Regions from separate parts of the Mus musculus genome. Here region 2 is linked to region 1. The links are chromatin loops, found by intact Hi-C in ENCODE. Cell type or tissue: gastrocnemius. All regions are shown on one strand. Links, peaks and the distances in the headings refer to the core of each region. The heading gives the core; the rest is flanking DNA. Region 1 overlaps Aknad1 (AKNA domain containing 1). Region 2 overlaps Gpsm2 (G-protein signalling modulator 2 (AGS3-like, C. elegans)).

Region 1 (8,529 bases), core at 1,217-6,216:
GGAATGTACTCTGGACAATGAGTGGGGAGAGTGATAGAGTCAGCCATTCGTTGGTTCGGAGTGTGTGCTTGCCGCAGACTTGACAGGTACAGCAGCTCTAACTTCAGAGCCTCCATGGCACCGATAGCAGTCACCAGTCCCCAGCCCCTGCTCAGCCTCTTTGCCACCCCCATGCAGACCTGAATTTGGAAGTGTCTCATAAGTGCAGGAGACCCAGGCAGCCTTCTAGAGAGGGCCGACAAATGCGGTTACTGACACAGACAGGGTTATACAGGAGATGTACTTACAAGATGCAGAGATTTTATTTTCATATAAGAAGTGAGGCTGGACAAAGATATATCCTCCACCATGATTTAAGTCATCTTGTCCTGGAGTGTTATATCTATAATAAAATTCTAAAAGGAAAAGATTGAAGATACAGTCTCTTCCCTGGGAAAGATGACTCTCTCTACCGACCCCTCCTGGAGTCAAGCCATCTCACCTTTTGGTGGGTCTTCCTCACAGACTCTCTGGGAGTTCTGAGTCTTGCTTCCGTAGGCTTCACATTTGTTACTCTGGAGCCCAGTACCAGGATCAGGACAAAAGTCGGGTCCTGGATCAGTACCTAAAAAGGTGCCCAGAGTGTAGGTTTGTTAAGCACAGTCATGCAAAGTATGGAGAGCAGAGCGCCGATGTGCTGGGCATACTGTGGCTTTGACCACGCCAAGGAAGACCAGGGTATTCAGAAGGGCAGGCCCAGGCAGGGGAGCGTGTAAGCATGAGTCACAGATGGGGTGAGTGTAAGACCTGGGGTTGAAACCTGCCTCTGCCACTTATTAGCTGTGTTGATTCTTTCATATCTTTTAACTATCTTATCTACCTATCTATCTATCTATCTACCTACCTACCTATCTACCTATCTTCTATTTATTTATCGAAGCAGGCTCTCCCTACATAGCTCTGGATGCCCCAAAACTCACTCTGTAGACCAGGCTAGCCTCAAACTCACATAGATCCCTTTGTCTTCTGAGTGCTGGGATTAAACGTGTGCACCACCACACCCAGCCAGTACTCTCTTTGAAAGATGGCACCTAGGCTAGGGTTTGACAGTAGAACATTTGCCTGGCATACATAATGCCCTGGGTTCCATCTCACCACTACAGGGGAAAGGAAGGTGTTGGTCTGAACCCTCGAGTATGGGTTTGTGTCTAACAAAATGAAGCCACAATGATAGTCTAATACCCTTCCCCCTCCCTCATCCTTGCTTGTGAGGAAGCTGTCTGTCAGATATCAGTGACAAGCAGAATGGCCTGTTAGAGGCTCCATTGAGTCTCCCTATCAAAGACCATGTGAGCCAGATCCTCTGGTCTCTAGTGAAACCTTCAGGCAATCTCAGCCCTGACAGATATCCTTCTAGGGAACTCTGCACCTGAACCCTTCACTTGTTCCCAAATACCAGAGCCACAGAAATTGCCAGGTAATGCTGGTTACTATTTTGAGTCATTAGGTTCTGGGGTACATTGTTATCAAGTGGGAGGGGACACCAGGTCTTTGAACCAGTTAATTTCTCTGAGTTGTATTTCCTTACCCGTAAAATAAATATAATTCCCATCTTACAAAGGTATTGTAATAATGAAAAGATACTATGTCGATGCTCCTTGCCTTAACATTGAGGGCTCTAGGGGATGGAGAGCTAATTCAGAAGTTAAGAGCATTCGTTGTTCTCACGGAAGGGCGTTGGTTCCCAGATCCAAATGGGCGCTCAACACAGTCTGTTACTCCAGTTCCAGGGGATCCGATGCCCTCTCCTGGCTTCCACTACTGTGAGATATGCATGTGCTGTGCATATACACACAGTCAAACATACACTTAAAAACTAGTAAGTCAGGCATGCTGGTGCATGCTTTTATTCTCAGCACTTGGGAGGCAGAGGTAGACAGATCTCTGTGAGTTAGAGGCCAACCTGGTCTACATAGTGAATTCCAGGATAGTCAGAGCTATGTAGACCAGCTCAAATAAATACATCTTTTTAAAAAATGTGTTTTTTATCTTTTTATATGGTTTTTATCTACTATATATAAGAACATAAGTCATTTTATGTACCATAAAAAAAATTCTCCCAGAGGCACACATGGCTGCTAAAGCCCATAATAATACCACTTGGGAGGCAAAGGCAGGAGGCTCAGGAGTCCAAGGCTGACCTCATCTGCACAGAAAGTTTGAGGCCAGCCTGGGCCACATGAGGCCTTGTCTCAAAATTAAAAAAAAAAAAAAAAAAAAAAAAAAAAAGAAGCCTTCCCCAGTATGAAATCACCATAGAATATTTAGTCCCAGCTACAGATAGACAGACTCGGAAAGGTATCTTAGTATGTAACGTGTAAAACAGATCAGGATCCAGATCTTCCTCAGGCTAAATGATCAGTTCTGAGGATTTTTAAAGTTTAAATTGAGACATTACAAATACTTTATTGTTTCATTTAAAAATAACAAGGGCTGGGGATGTGGGTCAGTAGCGGAGCACCCACTTAGCATGTGTGAAGCCCCGAAGTCAAACCTCTGCACCATCAGTGACAGCAGCAAGAAGTGGACAGTGCCACCTGCCTGTCATCCTAACTGCCTACAGCATAGGTAACATGGCAAGACATCCCCTTTGAAAAAGAAATATAAGTAATGAGTTCATCTTAACACAGTCTTATATTTTCAGAAAAAAAAGTTCCAAAAATGAAACCCAAAGCTAATGAGAAGTGTCGTTATTTTATGCTTTGGTAACTATCACACACACACACACATACACACACACACACACACACAAGTATACACTCAGGTGTTCATGGAGGGCCAGAACAGGGCTTTCGATTTCGGTTGAGCCTCCCAAACTTGAGTTCTGGGAACTGAACCCTGGTCCTCTGCAAGGCCAATAAGCATTCCTCACTGCTGAGACATCTTTCCAGTCCTCCAAAGCTCTTATTTGAAAGTATACCATCCCCAGAGAGGTCAATTCAGAACCAAGTGGGATCTAACAAGATGCTGAGTGCCCGCAAGGCTCTGGACACAGGGAGCATGCGCATAAGCATGCTGTGTCATCTCTGGCTTGCACCTCCAGCTCAGCTATGAGGAACCGATGCTGGCAAGTGCAGGAGCTGCCTAAGCAGGCAGGCCTCTGGGTCACCTCTCTATCACCCGCAGCGGTTTGGCCAGGGTACGCTCCTCAGCTTTAAACTGTCTACAGAGAGAGGTTCTCATGAGTCTCACGTACTCACGCCCTCTTTGCCTGCTCCCACCCACAGCTCCCTCTGCCTCTGTGCGATGCATGGGGATGAGTCAGCTGCGCCTTCCACAAGCCTGGTAACTTACCCGGTGCAGTTATGAGTCCGGCTCAGAGCGCAAGTTGCCGGGCATAACTAGAAGCATGTACTGGTACTTTACTCTGCTTAACCACTCCTTAAACAACCCATTACTAGTTCTTCATGTTTTGAGAAAGGGAAACAAACATCATCCTAGTCAAATGTCATGCTATCGCAATGGCAGATGGCAAGCCGGGACTCACAGTGAGGGATCACTAACAACTATGTACACCCAACCCCTCCAACTTACCGAGAGCCGAGTCTTGGGGCAGTGTTTTTTCATGGATGCTACTGGAAAACTTCCCACAGTTAGTTCTTCTGTGGCCCCTTTTCTCCATTTTCTGTTTCCTTAAAAAAGAAAAAAAATAATGTCTCAAAAATTTAGCACTAGTGTGGGAAAAATGAAGACTTAAATTTCCCTGGTATTCTCCAGGCTGGTGAGGTAGTTCAGTGGATAAGGTTGCTTGCCACCAAGCCTGATGGCTTAGGTTTGATCCTCAGAGCCTACATCATGTAGGTAGACAACTGACATCTACAAGTTGACCTCTACCCTCCACATATAGGGCTTGGTACATGCACACACACACAAAAATAACAAGAATTATAATTATAATTGTTATAATTCTGTACTACAAATTCTTTTTTTCTTCATAATACCATATCACAATTTTGTGTGTGTGTGTGTGTGTGTGTGTGTGTGTGTGTGTGTTGTGGATTTTTGGTTGGTTGGTTGCTTTTATTATTTTCAGGCAAGATCTCACACTAATCCAAGCTGGTCTGTAACAGCAATTCTCCTGCCTCCAACCTTCGGTACTGGGACTTCAGGTCAAGCCATCTCAGAACAATTCTTGTTTAGGGAAGAAGGCACACTATACATTAGCACTGGTACACATCGCTCTAAGTACATGCTAAACAGAGTCCAGCAAAGTGGATTTTGTGGCTGGGAGCCTGGAGTTCACTTAATAGCATATAGCCACCAGGGGGCATCAGAAAGACACAACTACTATCAGGAGACTTCTCTGGCCTGTGTAGTTTCAGCCTCCGCACAGATTCTAACTCCTCCAAAAGAATTTTAATTAATTACAGCTCTTAACAACTCTCTTGCTCAGCCCCGGGATACACTAACAGTCCCTGGAGGAGAGTGCATGTTCTTGTGTGAAAGGCATGGAGTCTAGGACATCCTGAGACAGATGGGACAGGTTTGCCCATGGCTGGTTGAAGAACTTGGCAGCATTGCTGAGCAAACATATTTCCCTCCCTCCAGCTGTGCCTGAGACTGATGGTCATGGAGAGAGGACCCCATTTGGGGTTGGAAGCCAGGCTCTTTCCAGCCCTTTCCAGCCCTTCCCTACTCTTGGAAAAACATGTCCTCCTCCTGAGTCATATATTTCCTCACACCTCATTCTGTCTCCACCCTCTGCCTCCGAGGCCTGTGAACATCTGCTCTCTGAGTGGAAAGCTTGGATATGGTTCAAGTGAGTTCAGGCCAACGCATCGATTACATTTCTCTGCCACTCTTAGACTTCTCTCCTCACTCAGATCTGGCCAAACAGAAGAGCCAAGAGCAATTCTACAGGAGGCGGCCATTTTCCAGGGAGACAAAACCGGTAACGTTTACTCTCCAATCCCAAGGCCTGCATCAGAGACAGAGCTCGGGATGTGCATTGATATATCCCATCAGAGTGTTTGCATTTAGGCAAGGCACATCATAAAGACTACAACCTGCTGACGACAGTAAATGGGGACTTAGATGAAGACTGCACAGCGAATAATGCCTCGGGACTATTACGGAGGTTATGATTCCAGTTCCCAAGTCATATTGTACCCAGTAACTTCCCACAGCGAAGTCACGAAGTCTCGGGTGTGATTTTACTTTCCTCCCTCCCCCCTCCCCTGCCCCCCTTTTAAACACTCACTCTGGAACACTAGCCCCAGCAGAGGCTGATATATTTTTGTTTTTGGACTTAAACTAGGAATTTGGAAAAGAAACAATTGATATTTTACACTTAATCAATTTTTTTTTTTAATTTTTGAGTCAGAGTCTCATCCTGGAACTATGTAGACCAAGCTGGCCTCTAACTCATAGAGATCTCCCTGCCTCTCCTAGGATTAAAGGTGTGTCACCACGCCCAGCAATCAAAGTCTTTTATAAATGTCAAAATATTTCATTAGGCCTAATAAAAATCTTTTTTTAAAGATTCTCAAATCTGGATTGCTAGTTAATTCAATCCACTAAAAAAAAAAAAAAAAAAAAAAAAAAAAAAAAAAAACAATCCCAAGCCTGGGCTGCCCAGGTGAGTAAACTCAGTGGTACCCTGTGTTTAAGGGATCGATCAGAGCTGCAGTGGGACCAAAGGCTGGAAGCTCTCGCTAGTCCATGCCAGGCAATTCATAGGGCTTTGGAGCCCAACCCCACGCTCTCTCTTTCTCTAGGGACAGAAACTTAATAAAGCACTCATGACAGGTCACTCCCATGGGACAGGTCACTCCCACGGAGGCTGGCTCTCTTAACAGGAAGCTACAGTCCTCCAGACCTCACCATCTACTCCTATCAGAGGATGTACTTAAACAGTGGTTGCAAACAGTTCCTCCCTCCCTGACTCTTGACCTTTCCAGGTAAAGCAGCTGAGGTAAAGCACTAGGAAGTGGTGCCTCTCCTAACTGATAGGAGCTACAAACAAATGTCCCGCAACCACCTCGGAAGCCAGCTGTTGTTTCAAGGGGTGTTTCAAAGCGGTACTGACTTCTCTTTAGGGTTTTATAGCTTACAGCTTGTTAATGCCAGAGGATTTTTGATTTTTTCCTTATGAATTCAAAGATCTGTCTAGAGAAGAGGAATGGAGCTTGCTTTCGATGAGACCCAGTAGGAAAGACTCTGTGTGTGTGTGTGTGTGTGTGTGTGTGTGTGTGTGTGTGTGTGTGTGTGTGATGAAGGAGTATGTCAATGCACACACTGACCGACAGAGGCGACTGCTGTTTACCTTATTGCCTTGAGACAGGGTTCCCTGATGAACTGGAAGGCTGACCGGCCTCCTTCTGGGGTAGGGCTATAGCTCTGTGGCAGAACCCTTGCATAGCATGGATTTGTTTGATCCTTGCAACAAAAGAAAATCCCTACAACACCCCAAATCTGTTCATCCTGGGGTGAAGGGTGGAGGACTTGGAAAGTGAGCTCAGTGTGGGCTCTGCTTCCTGTCTGGAAGAGCTGCCTGGCAGTTGTCTCTGGTCCTGATGTGGCCAGGTCATCCAGGTCTGACCTCATCCTGAGCTGTGTGTGCTTTGTGGCCCAGGAGAATCTTAACAGTGCCGGAGGAAAGCAGGCCTTTACAAAGATGGTGGCATACCATCCCCACTGTGCTTCCTGATGCCCACTCCTTGGTGGGTGGGGCTTCTTGAGGATGGGTAGGAGGCCGTGGTGGGTTCATAATTCCAGTGAGAGTGGATGCTAGCTATGCCAAGCCATTGGTTAGCTACTGAGGCCTGCATCAAGGGACTGGGCTCCCTCACCATGAAAATCTGCCATTGCTGGTTCTTTACTGCAGAGAGCATCAACATCCTTGCAGTTTTGAAAATAACGAACACGACTCACCCCGCCTACCATGCCAGAGTTGCTAGGAGGGGCTAGTTCGGTAGGAGCCATGCTTTAAAGTGTCCCAGGTGATTCTGATGAGCATTGCCCTAAGGAGGCGTACCCCTCAGCACCTGCAACATGCTCTTCAGTTGAACATTGCCCATCGTGGGTATTTCTGCTCACACTGAAGACTTGATCTCACTTGCACTGCTATCCATGGTGAGCAACAGTCTTTCCCGGGCTGGGGAGATGGCTCGGATGGTAAGAATACTTCTTGTACAAGCATGAGGGTCTGAGTTCGAGTCCCCAAACAAACTCCTACCAAATGCACGGCATGGCTGCAGAGGTCTGTATCCCTAGCATTTACAGGCGTGTGTGTGTGTGTGTGTGTGTGTGTGTGTGTGTCACATGCCACAGTGCATGTGTCGAGGTCTGAAGACAAGGTGCAAGTGTCCCAACCCACCCACTTTCCACCTTGCAGAGACAGGTCTCTCTTGTTTCTGTGGATGCCCTGTGTAGTCCAGGCTAGCCACCCTACCCAGGCCACTCTCCTGTCCCTACCTCCCATCTCTCTGAAGGAAAGCCATGACATCTGAGGTTTCACATGGGCTCCAGGGGTCAAATTTGAGTGGCCAGGTTTACATAATTAGCATGTTTACCTACTGAGCTATCTTCCAGCCTCTAGAAGATTAAGTTTTAAACCAATCTGACCACTGGCTACTCCAGTGATCAAGAGCTGATTTTTGTTTGTTTGTTTGTTTGTTTGTTTGTTTTCCAAAGAAATTTATCCATCATGAATTAATACAAGATCTGGGGGCTACTTGTATCATAAATGCTGGAAACGCACGGAAACACTGTTAACACATACAACGGCACAGCAGTTTGACTGCCATGTAGTTTGACCGTGGCCTTATCCTTTCATGTAAACAGAACATCAATGTCCCTTTTCCACCACTATAAACAATGCTGGCCCAAGCCTTACTGGCCATGTAGGTTTTTCCACATTCTGAATTACTTCCTGAGGAAACATCTGGGCCAAAGGTTTTGAGTGTGTTTGTGTGATGACACATTTTGCCAGACAGCTTTCTGCACGTTTCTCGATTGGCTTACACAGCTGCCAACGATGTGGGTGACTCAACTAGACCACACGGTTCTCGCACCAAGAATTATCACTCAAAAATGTTTTCGCTCACCTAACGTGTGTGTGGGCGGGGGAGTCATGTTGCTTAGCATCTTTTCTAGAACCAAAGGAGGTGAATACTTCGCTTATGGTCATATTTTGGTTTTCTTTCCTACTTACAACTTTTTAGTTCACATCCTATTTGCTCATTCAATTTTTTTTTTTTTTTGAAGGGCTTCAGTGTTGTCATTTTTTCTTTGGTGGAGACAGCTACAGTGTTTGATTTCCCACTGTGTTCCCGATGCTTCTCATACAGCCTTCTCTGTGACTCTCTGTGACTCTGGACTCCAGCTCTAATGGTAAATACAACTAACACAGAGACTGTCACAAAGTCAGTCACAGAGGGCAAAGCTGCTGACCCTATAGTGCGTGACTCATGAGCACGTGCTCTTGACCCCAGTTGTGCTTTCTTTGTCAGAGCGCTGAACAGAATAAAGATTTCCACACCAGCATTA
Region 2 (8,529 bases), core at 1,376-6,375, 71 kb after region 1:
GATGACTCATCTAGCACCTTCCATGTAAAGGGAAGTTTTCAGTCATGAAAGACAAGAAGGAGCTTTATTAATGTCAAGCCTGCATATAAAGAAATGTAAATAGCTGTTTGAGGAGGTCTTTACCTGTGAATCCAGCACTCTGGAGACTGAGGCAGGAGAATCTCCAGTTTTTAAGGCCAACATGGGCTACATAGTGAGGCTGACTCAAGACAAAGAAAAGAATGAGGAAAAAAAAAATCTACAAGGTTAGCTGACTAAATCCCTGCGCCAGACTGGGCCCAGCATCAACATTCCGTCATGGACTGCGGAGGGGCTCTTGAGACCCCACCTCTTCCTGAAGAGCTGTAGGCAGTTAACAGTTGCTGGGAGACAGGAGTTGCATTGGTTGTAGCCACTGGTAAAGGTGCTCAGCTCAAGTAAAGGCCCCTCCTCGTGCTCTTTCAAGCAGCTCTAAGTTCAGTAGGTCAGCAACACCCCCCACACCCTTGCTTGTCGGGAGGAAGAATGGCTGGGCAGTGCGGGGAGGGGGTAAGAGAGGCTGTGGGCAAGAGTGCGCGTCTACTGTGTGGCACTGTGATGAGAGGATAAGTTAGCTCTAAGGATGTAGCTGGTTATATCCTAATTGGACTGATGTTATCTTCCTGTGTACTTAGTTCTTGCTTCCTCTGTCTAATTGATTTCATCTAATGCTGAAACAAAATGTCAGAACCTTGAGTATATTAACTTGATTGCCATTATAAGCTCATGTGTCCAAGGCACTGTCACCATTATAGAACAAGCACTAAACATTGGCTAGGTCTTTAGAATTGTTAAAAACCTGAGTATAAAGTTGAATGTTACCTGTTAGAGATTTGGGGTAAGTTTCCTGTTGTAAATCCAGAGTCGGTTTTGAAGCTTGCAGCTGGCTCTGTTGATCTGAGTCCTTACTTTTTCTAACTCCGTCAGATTTATTTTCTACTTTATAAACCCTAAGGACAGCCTGGTGTGCCATTCTCAGGAGGTCCATACATCTCCTATGTCAGTTTCTCATTGCTCTAAAGGTCCTACCTTGACTAGACTGGCCGGCCAGCAAGTCTGTGGACCATTCCTTCTCCAGTGCCGGGTGACAAGCATCTGCCACATCTGGCATTTATATATGGGTCGGGTCCTCATGCTTGTAAGGCAGGTGCTGTTATCAGCTAAGCTCTCTACCCCTACTGTGCCAGCAAAGCCCTCCATCTCCACCTCAGTTACTGACATTGGGATGTTTCTTGGCCTTTAGTTCTCTGTGAATCAAGATATTTGGTTCCTTTATTCTTTTAGACTGTAATTGCTTATGTGCGGTAAAAAATGGAAAGGGAGTAAGGCGTATGTCTGTGTGTGTGTGTGTGTGTGTGTGTGTGTGTGTGTGGTGGATGAGACTGATGTAGGTGGATGGAATAATGGATGGGTGGATTGAAACACTGCTTTAGATTGCCTCACTAGTAAAGTGGGTTACTCTACACAGGCCAGTTAGAACAAACTATATAAGACATTTAGCAACTCAGTTGAAGAGACCTCTGAGGCTCAGAAATCGGAGTAGGCACATTGGCTGTTGCTACAGTTAAGTTTACTCTTTTGTCAGTAACTTGTTTGTAATTCAACTAAGTGTTGGTTTGATTGGGGGTAGCCACAAAGTCCACATTTATTATAGTATTGGGAGTTAAAATCACTGATCCAGTTGTAATGTGTCTGTCATATATAATTCTGCAGAATGGAAGCTTCTTGCCTTGAGCTGGCCTTGGAAGGAGAACGTCTATGTAAATCAGGGGACTGCCGCGCTGGCGTGTCATTTTTTGAAGCCGCAGTTCAAGTTGGAACTGAAGACCTCAAAACACTCAGTGCTATTTACAGCCAACTGGGCAATGCTTACTTCTACTTGCATGACTACGCCAAAGCGTTAGAATACCACCACCATGACTTAACTCTTGCACGGTAATTTCAGCCTTTTATATTCTGTCTAAATTCACTCTTAAAACAAAACCTTCTATTCACCAACAGTATATCTGAAGTGTTTTAATTTATGATATTGCTTTTGAAAACTAACTTTTAGGCAAACTAGTAATGGAGCAACCCTAGAGTTTAATTAAATGCATGAAAATTAACTAGGGAAGGCTGTTTCAATTTGTATTTAAAATAGGTTCCAAGATGAATTCATTTTATCTTGGGTCGCTTGTCCCCTAGGAAAACTGGTCTTTTACGTCTTTGTCTCTTATGTTTTAAAAATAGTTTTAACATCATTTGTCTTTCAAATGTATTTTCCAGGACTATTGGAGACCAACTTGGGGAAGCTAAAGCCAGCGGCAATCTCGGAAACACCTTAAAGGTGCTTGGGAATTTTGATGAAGCGATAGTGTGTTGCCAGCGACACCTGGATATCTCCAGAGAGCTTAATGACAAGGTAATAAAGATGGCGGGCCAAGTGACGGTGACTTCGCTGAAGTAGTTTTGTGTTCTAGCACTACTTCCATGGTTTGCCTACAAAGGAAGGTGTGTTCATAGACAAAAGTCAAAGAGAAAACAAAAGTATTTTTAAAATAGGAGAAGCAAATAGCAAAAGAACCTTCTTTGTGAGTGAAATCACGTGTTTGACTTTCTGTGGATGGGCACTAGGGACCCGTCCTTTTCTTGATAATAGTACTGGGAATGTTGTACACATGGGGCCGGTAAGATGGCTCACTGGGTAAGGACACTTGCCGTGCAAGCCTGGTGACCTTGCTTCATTCCCGGAACCTGCAGAAGGCTGGAAGGGGCGCACTCTGAGTTCCACGTGTGCTGCGGCACACGCACTACCCACACACATCGTGCACACACACGTGGTGATAGCACATTAAGTCAGTACGTGGCAGAAGCAGTGAGAACCCCATGGCCTCTGACTTCAGAATGTAAGCTTTGTTGCCGTCTCCATCTAGGTGGGAGAAGCAAGAGCGCTCTACAATCTTGGAAATGTCTATCACGCCAAAGGGAAAAGCTTTGGTTGCCCGGGTCCGCAGGATACAGGAGAGTTTCCAGAAGACGTGAGAAATGCCCTACAGGCAGCTGTGGATCTCTATGAGTGAGTACAGTGTGGTCCTGTGGGCCCAGGCGCCTATGGGGTATGTGTTTACTCAGGAGATTTCCAAGTTTCTGAAAGATGTAAAAATTGTGAGATAATTAATTGACTGGGGTAGCACATGCCTTTCCTCCCTGTTTGAAAGTGGCCTGGTCTACATTTTGAATTCCAGGACAACATTGTGACCCCTATCTCAAACAAAACCAAAACCAAATACTGCAATCAATCAATCAATCAATAAAAGGCTAATATGAAGACTAGAAATAGTTGTTTAAATGTTATTAGTGCCAGAAATCTACAGTTTCACTGAAACTGCAGACTAGTGCCCCTTAGTGGTAAAAGCAAGAAATATCAGTGCTTAAATTTATTTGGGGTAAATTTAGTGTTTGACCAGAAGAGCTTCATAGACTTGCTTAGCTATAAGGCTTCAAGGTCATCTCTTGATGACTCTCAGTAAAGATCTACAGTAAATGTTTTAACGAATTAAGAATCCAACCATTTCACAACTGCCCTGCCTCAGAATGTACCTTTAAGCCCCTGCACATTATATATAAGCTTGCTTCTTTCTGATGAGTAAAGTTAACCCTAGGGCTGGAGTTATAGCTCTGTGGCTAGTCTTGCCTAGCACACATAGGCCCTGGCCTTACATCCACCGCTATGAGAAGAACAAACTACCTGTAAATGAGCTAAGAACTTTTCCTAAACTTACATTTTCACCACCTTTTGTCATCACTAAGGGAAAACCTGTCCTTAGTAACTGCTCTAGGTGACCGAGCAGCACAGGGGCGAGCCTTTGGGAACCTTGGCAACACACACTACCTCCTCGGCAACTTCAGGGATGCAGTTATAGCTCACGAGCAGGTAATCAGAAGGCCTGGGAGTCTGGTCATCTCCTCTATTAGGGGTGAGGGCCATGACCGGGATGGTCTTAAGTTTTGTGTATCTCTGATAAAAGTTTTCTCTTTCAGCGTCTCCTAATTGCAAAGGAGTTCGGAGATAAGGCGGCTGAGAGAAGAGCGTACAGCAACCTAGGAAATGCATACATATTCCTGGGTGAATTCGAAACTGCTTCCGAATACTACAAGTTAGTCAGATATTTTTTGTGGATGAATGTCAAATGAATAACTATGCATCCCATAAAATCACATTGGCTTTGGAGCCGAAACCTGGTTTTGATGATGTGTGTCAGCATCAGGGCCAAGACCTTCACACCTGTCTCACCTGTGGCAGGCATCAGGTCCTGGATCTGGGGTTGTTGTGAGAACTGGGTAGGAGGATGTGTTAAGAACTCAGCAACTTGTGCTAAGTACTTACCTGGTACACACAGTGCTCAAGAAACACTGTGCCCCCGTTTTATTGTTTTCTGAGAGTCTCACCTGGCGGCCTTGAATTGGCAATCCTGTCTCTATCTCCTTAGTGTTGTCATTGCAGACACACACCATCACATGTAGGCTTTCACCTGATACTTAGTGGCAGCTGTGTGACTTCTGTTATGTTTATTTTTGTCTTTAAAACTTTTTGTTTAAAGTTGTGAACTTCTCAAGTCTTTTATAAGCCCGTTGTAGCATGTATGGTGTGTATGCTTTATCTCACTCGGTTATGAGTTGTGGCCAACTTGTCTGAAGATAAAAGTTTTCAGAAAGCATAGGTCTTAGTGTCCACTGATGATCACCGAGTTTTTCCCTACTCCCCCAGACTCTTAGCCAGCGTTTACCCTTCTGCCTGCATTGACTGTCACCAAAGAGAAGGGGCGCTGTTCATTGCCAGCCAGGCTTCTGTGTCAGGGTCCCTCTGGACCAGCAGCAGGATAGCCAGGTTTAACCTGCTTCCAATTGTTGCCCTGTGCCTTCTGGACTATTCAGGGTTTTCTCTGCTTAGTGGGGTTTGAACACTCATCCAGACTGAACCTAAAGCACAGGGGGTGATTTGTGTTGAAGCTTTAGAGATTCCCAGGTGACAGAATTCACACAACAACAACAAAAACAGTCCTAGCTTTTTGGTGTATGCCTTTCCCAGACCAGTAATCTAGTCCCATTTCTAGAAGTGCCTATCTTTAGTAAACTTTCTCTCTTTTTTTGTTATTTAAAAAAGAAAAATCTGGCACACACCCTTAAGCAGTATGGGCAGGTGCATCACTCTGAACTTGATGCCAGCCTCATCTACAAAGTGACTTTCAGACCAGTTTGAGGTACACAGTGAGACCTGTCTCACATAAAGAGAAAAGAAAAGGCTAAAGTTGTTTTAGACCATCTAAAACATTAAAGGATGCCGTCTGTCTTTAAATATCTGCCCATGGTTAATATTTGTTGGTTGATTATTGATTAGCTGAGTGATTCTCTGCCTTCCCAGTGCTGCGATCCTTTAATACAGTTCCTCACGTTGTGGTGACCCCCAACCAGAAAATGATTTTGTTGCTACTTTATAACTAACTAGTTTTGCTAGTTATGAATCATAAAGTAAATATCTGATATGCAGGATATCTGGTAGCCGCTCCCTGTGTTGTTGTTGTTGTTTTACTTTAAAACATCTTTTCACTTTCTCTAAAGTAATAGAAAATATATTGGACCTTAATACAGACTTATATAAAAGGCAGCAAAAAGCAACAGAGGTAGAAAATGTTAATATGATTCTTAGGACCAGAATTTAAAATGAGCGTTATGTGAATTGGTTTCAGGAAGACACTGCTGCTGGCTCGGCAGCTTAAAGACAGAGCCGTGGAAGCTCAGTCTTGCTACAGTCTTGGGAATACATACACTTTGCTTCAGGACTACGAGAAGGCCATCGATTACCACCTAAAGCACTTAGCAATCGCCCAAGAGCTCAAGGATCGGTGAGTTCGGCACTCTGCTCCTAAGTTCTGGTAAACGCAGATGCACTCACTGATAAGCACTCTGGCTTCCCCCTGGCTCTTTCTGTCTGTCACCCTCCTAAGGAGTGTCCTGTTTGATGAGACTCCACTGCATGTTACTCTTTTTTTTTTTTTTAATTATTTTCATTTTATGTACATTGGTGATTTGACTGCATGTATGTTTGCCTGAGGGTGTTGGATCCACTGGAACAGGAGTTGTAGACAGTAGTGAGCTGCCATGTGGGTGCTGGGAATTGAACCCAGGTCCTCTGGAAGAGGCCTCTTAACCGCTGAGCTCTCTCTCCAGCCCCGCATGTTACTGTGTCAAGGGCCAGCCTGTGGCCAAGCATTAGTGGGGATGCATAGGACTTTGAGTCTGAGTGAGTGACTAGGTCGCAAGCTTAGCTGCCTTCCCAGAAGTTGTCCTGTGAAGCTCAGTGGGCATTTTGGAGAACTTAGAAAATGCTGAGGTCAAGGGATACCTGCCACTTAGCTCCAGCAGTGTCGCCTGTGGGGAACACGGGTCCTCAATAGAAGTTAGAAGTCCTGTGACAGAGATGGATCTGCCTGTTGAGTGCTGGTGCTAAGTCGATTGTTTTGGTTTGCATTTATTTATTTTTATTGTTTTTCTCTATATGGAAAACAACATCTATGGAATGTTAGTCTGCAATATTTATTTGAGAAGATAGATTTTTACCTCAATTTGAGAAAGAACTTTTCAGTGTAGTTATTCAAAATGAAGTAGATGTAGGGGAGCGAATTTTGCTAACTGTTCCCTCCCCCGATCCTGGGTTCGGACTACACCGAATGCTTACTGATAAGGCTGTAATAGGAAGATAATGTGGTTAGGATACAAGTCCTCTCCCTGAGAATTGTTGTTTCATGATGCAATGAGTGTGTGTTGTGTGTGTGTTTTGTTGTTGTTGTTGTGAGACAGATCTCACTGTGTTAGCCCCGGCTGTTCTGGAACTCACTATGTAGGCCAGGCTAGCCTCAAAATCAGAGCTCTGCCAGCCTCTGCCCCCTGAACGCTGATTAAAAATACCACTGTGTATTTGTAAAGGATCTTTCCACGTTTTAATATTTGACTTTGAGTTTGATACTCAGTATTCTCATTTCTCTGCCTAGAATCTGCATCGCTCTAGCTGAAAGGTTAAGTAAGCCCAAGGCATATTTTATACCGTTAATCATTGCTGGGTCGCTTTATCCTCTGTGAGGACCTCTTTTTGGATAGCTCCGTGTTAACGTTGAGTTCTGTTTTAGGATTGGTGAAGGAAGAGCGTGTTGGAGCTTAGGAAACGCATACACAGCTCTGGGAAATCATGACCAAGCAATGCATTTTGCTGAAAAGCACTTGGAAATTTCAAGAGAGGTATGAAACAAAAGAAATCGCCATGCATCCTGTTAGACTTTTCAAGTCAGTGACGGGGTAGGGTGTTTTCCCAGTGTTCAGAGAGCTGTGTAAACAGATAGATGACTGTATTGCTGGACCTAGGGAGACAGCACAGTGAGCTGAGCCACGTGGGGATAGGATGCTATTACTCCATCCTCTTTGTTTCATGTCATAGTTTTTAAAGAAAATATTGGTTAGAACTAAGGACTGACTGGCTCGTGTTACACCTGATGGGTATTTGAGCTTAGATACCTCTTCTCAGCTTCATGTCCCGTCCCTCGTATAGGAAATGGGAATGGCCATAGATCCTGTGGAAGTTGGGTATGTACGTATGTATGTATGTGTGCATGCATGCACGCATTCGTGCATACACACATGTGCATGGTGAACTAATGTCACTCTGACGTGGAAAATGCTTGTGGTTACAGGTTGGGGACAAAAGTGGTGAACTGACTGCGCGGCTGAACCTCTCAGACCTGCAGATGGTTCTTGGTCTGAGCTACAGCACAAATAATTCCATGATGTCTGAGAACATTGAAATTGATGGCAGCTTACATGGTAGGTAGCACCCTGAAAACCCCACTTCTTTCAGAAAAATTTAAAAAATAAATTTTTTTAAGTTGCTAGGAAGCATGTCGATTGCACGTAGAGTACATGTGTGACTTCTCCCACCCTTCTTGGTTTTTCAGTTCAGTTAAACCTGTCAGCATATAGAACATAGCATTTTATAGTTCTTACTGAGAACATAGGAATACTGAAGGTATAATTATTTACTTTGGTTAAAGAATATATAGTCAAGTGCTGTTAAATTAACTTACAGGGTAATTCAGAAGTGTATAAATATGACGATGCTAGAACTGAAACCTTTTGTCTACCTTTTTTTAATTCAAATAGTTATAATATATTTGGGTTTTAGTAAACGCCATCCATTTCACTTCTGGTAAAACAGCTTGGGGTTGTTGTCTCTTTTTTAAAGTCAGGAAATCATCTACCTGTATCTATCAGCTGCTCAGACCTTGACTCTGGAATACATTTTTAAAGCTTGACTCTATGAACCACAGGCATGGCTAAGTGGGTAAAGCACCTGCTGACAAGCCCTGTGACCCAGGTCCAAAGCCCCAGAACCTGTGTGGTAGATGGAGAGAACCAGTTCCTAGAACCAGTACACCCCAACAATATATATATATATATATATATATATACACACATACATACACA

Evidence for each region. Peaks named below come from ENCODE experiments on the same cell type or tissue, not always from the same donor. Only the 100,000 strongest peaks of a DNase experiment are listed, where the experiment ranks them.
Region 2: a loop joins it to region 1, with 7 times the contacts of the local background. A loop is called at or near these places in 24 of 42 quality-filtered maps.

Annotation. Positions count from the first base shown.
Region 1 is chr3:108,767,052-108,775,580 of GRCm38, reverse strand. Aknad1 (AKNA domain containing 1) reads right to left here. Exons shown (of 12, transcript NM_177859.3): 7 at 3,574-3,671; 8 at 482-604; 9 at 288-395. Among named protein-coding and RNA genes, the nearest start is that of Aknad1, 32 kb to the right of the region's middle. In gastrocnemius, for the core only: CTCF peaks have their summits at 2,601 and 4,299 (motif pointing right); DNase peaks (open chromatin) are centred at 4,332 and 4,558; H3K4me3 peaks cover 442 bases; H3K27ac peaks cover 2,593 bases.
Region 2 is chr3:108,696,289-108,704,817 of GRCm38, reverse strand. Gpsm2 (G-protein signalling modulator 2 (AGS3-like, C. elegans)) reads left to right here. Exons shown (of 15, transcript NM_029522.2): 3 at 1,732-1,953; 4 at 2,284-2,419; 5 at 2,931-3,073; 6 at 3,808-3,931; 7 at 4,039-4,154; 8 at 5,745-5,900; 9 at 7,182-7,290; 10 at 7,740-7,869. Among named protein-coding and RNA genes, the nearest start is that of Gpsm2, 22 kb to the left of the region's middle. In gastrocnemius, for the core only: a CTCF peak has its summit at 3,407 (motif pointing left); no DNase peak of the experiment used is centred there; H3K27ac peaks cover 201 bases.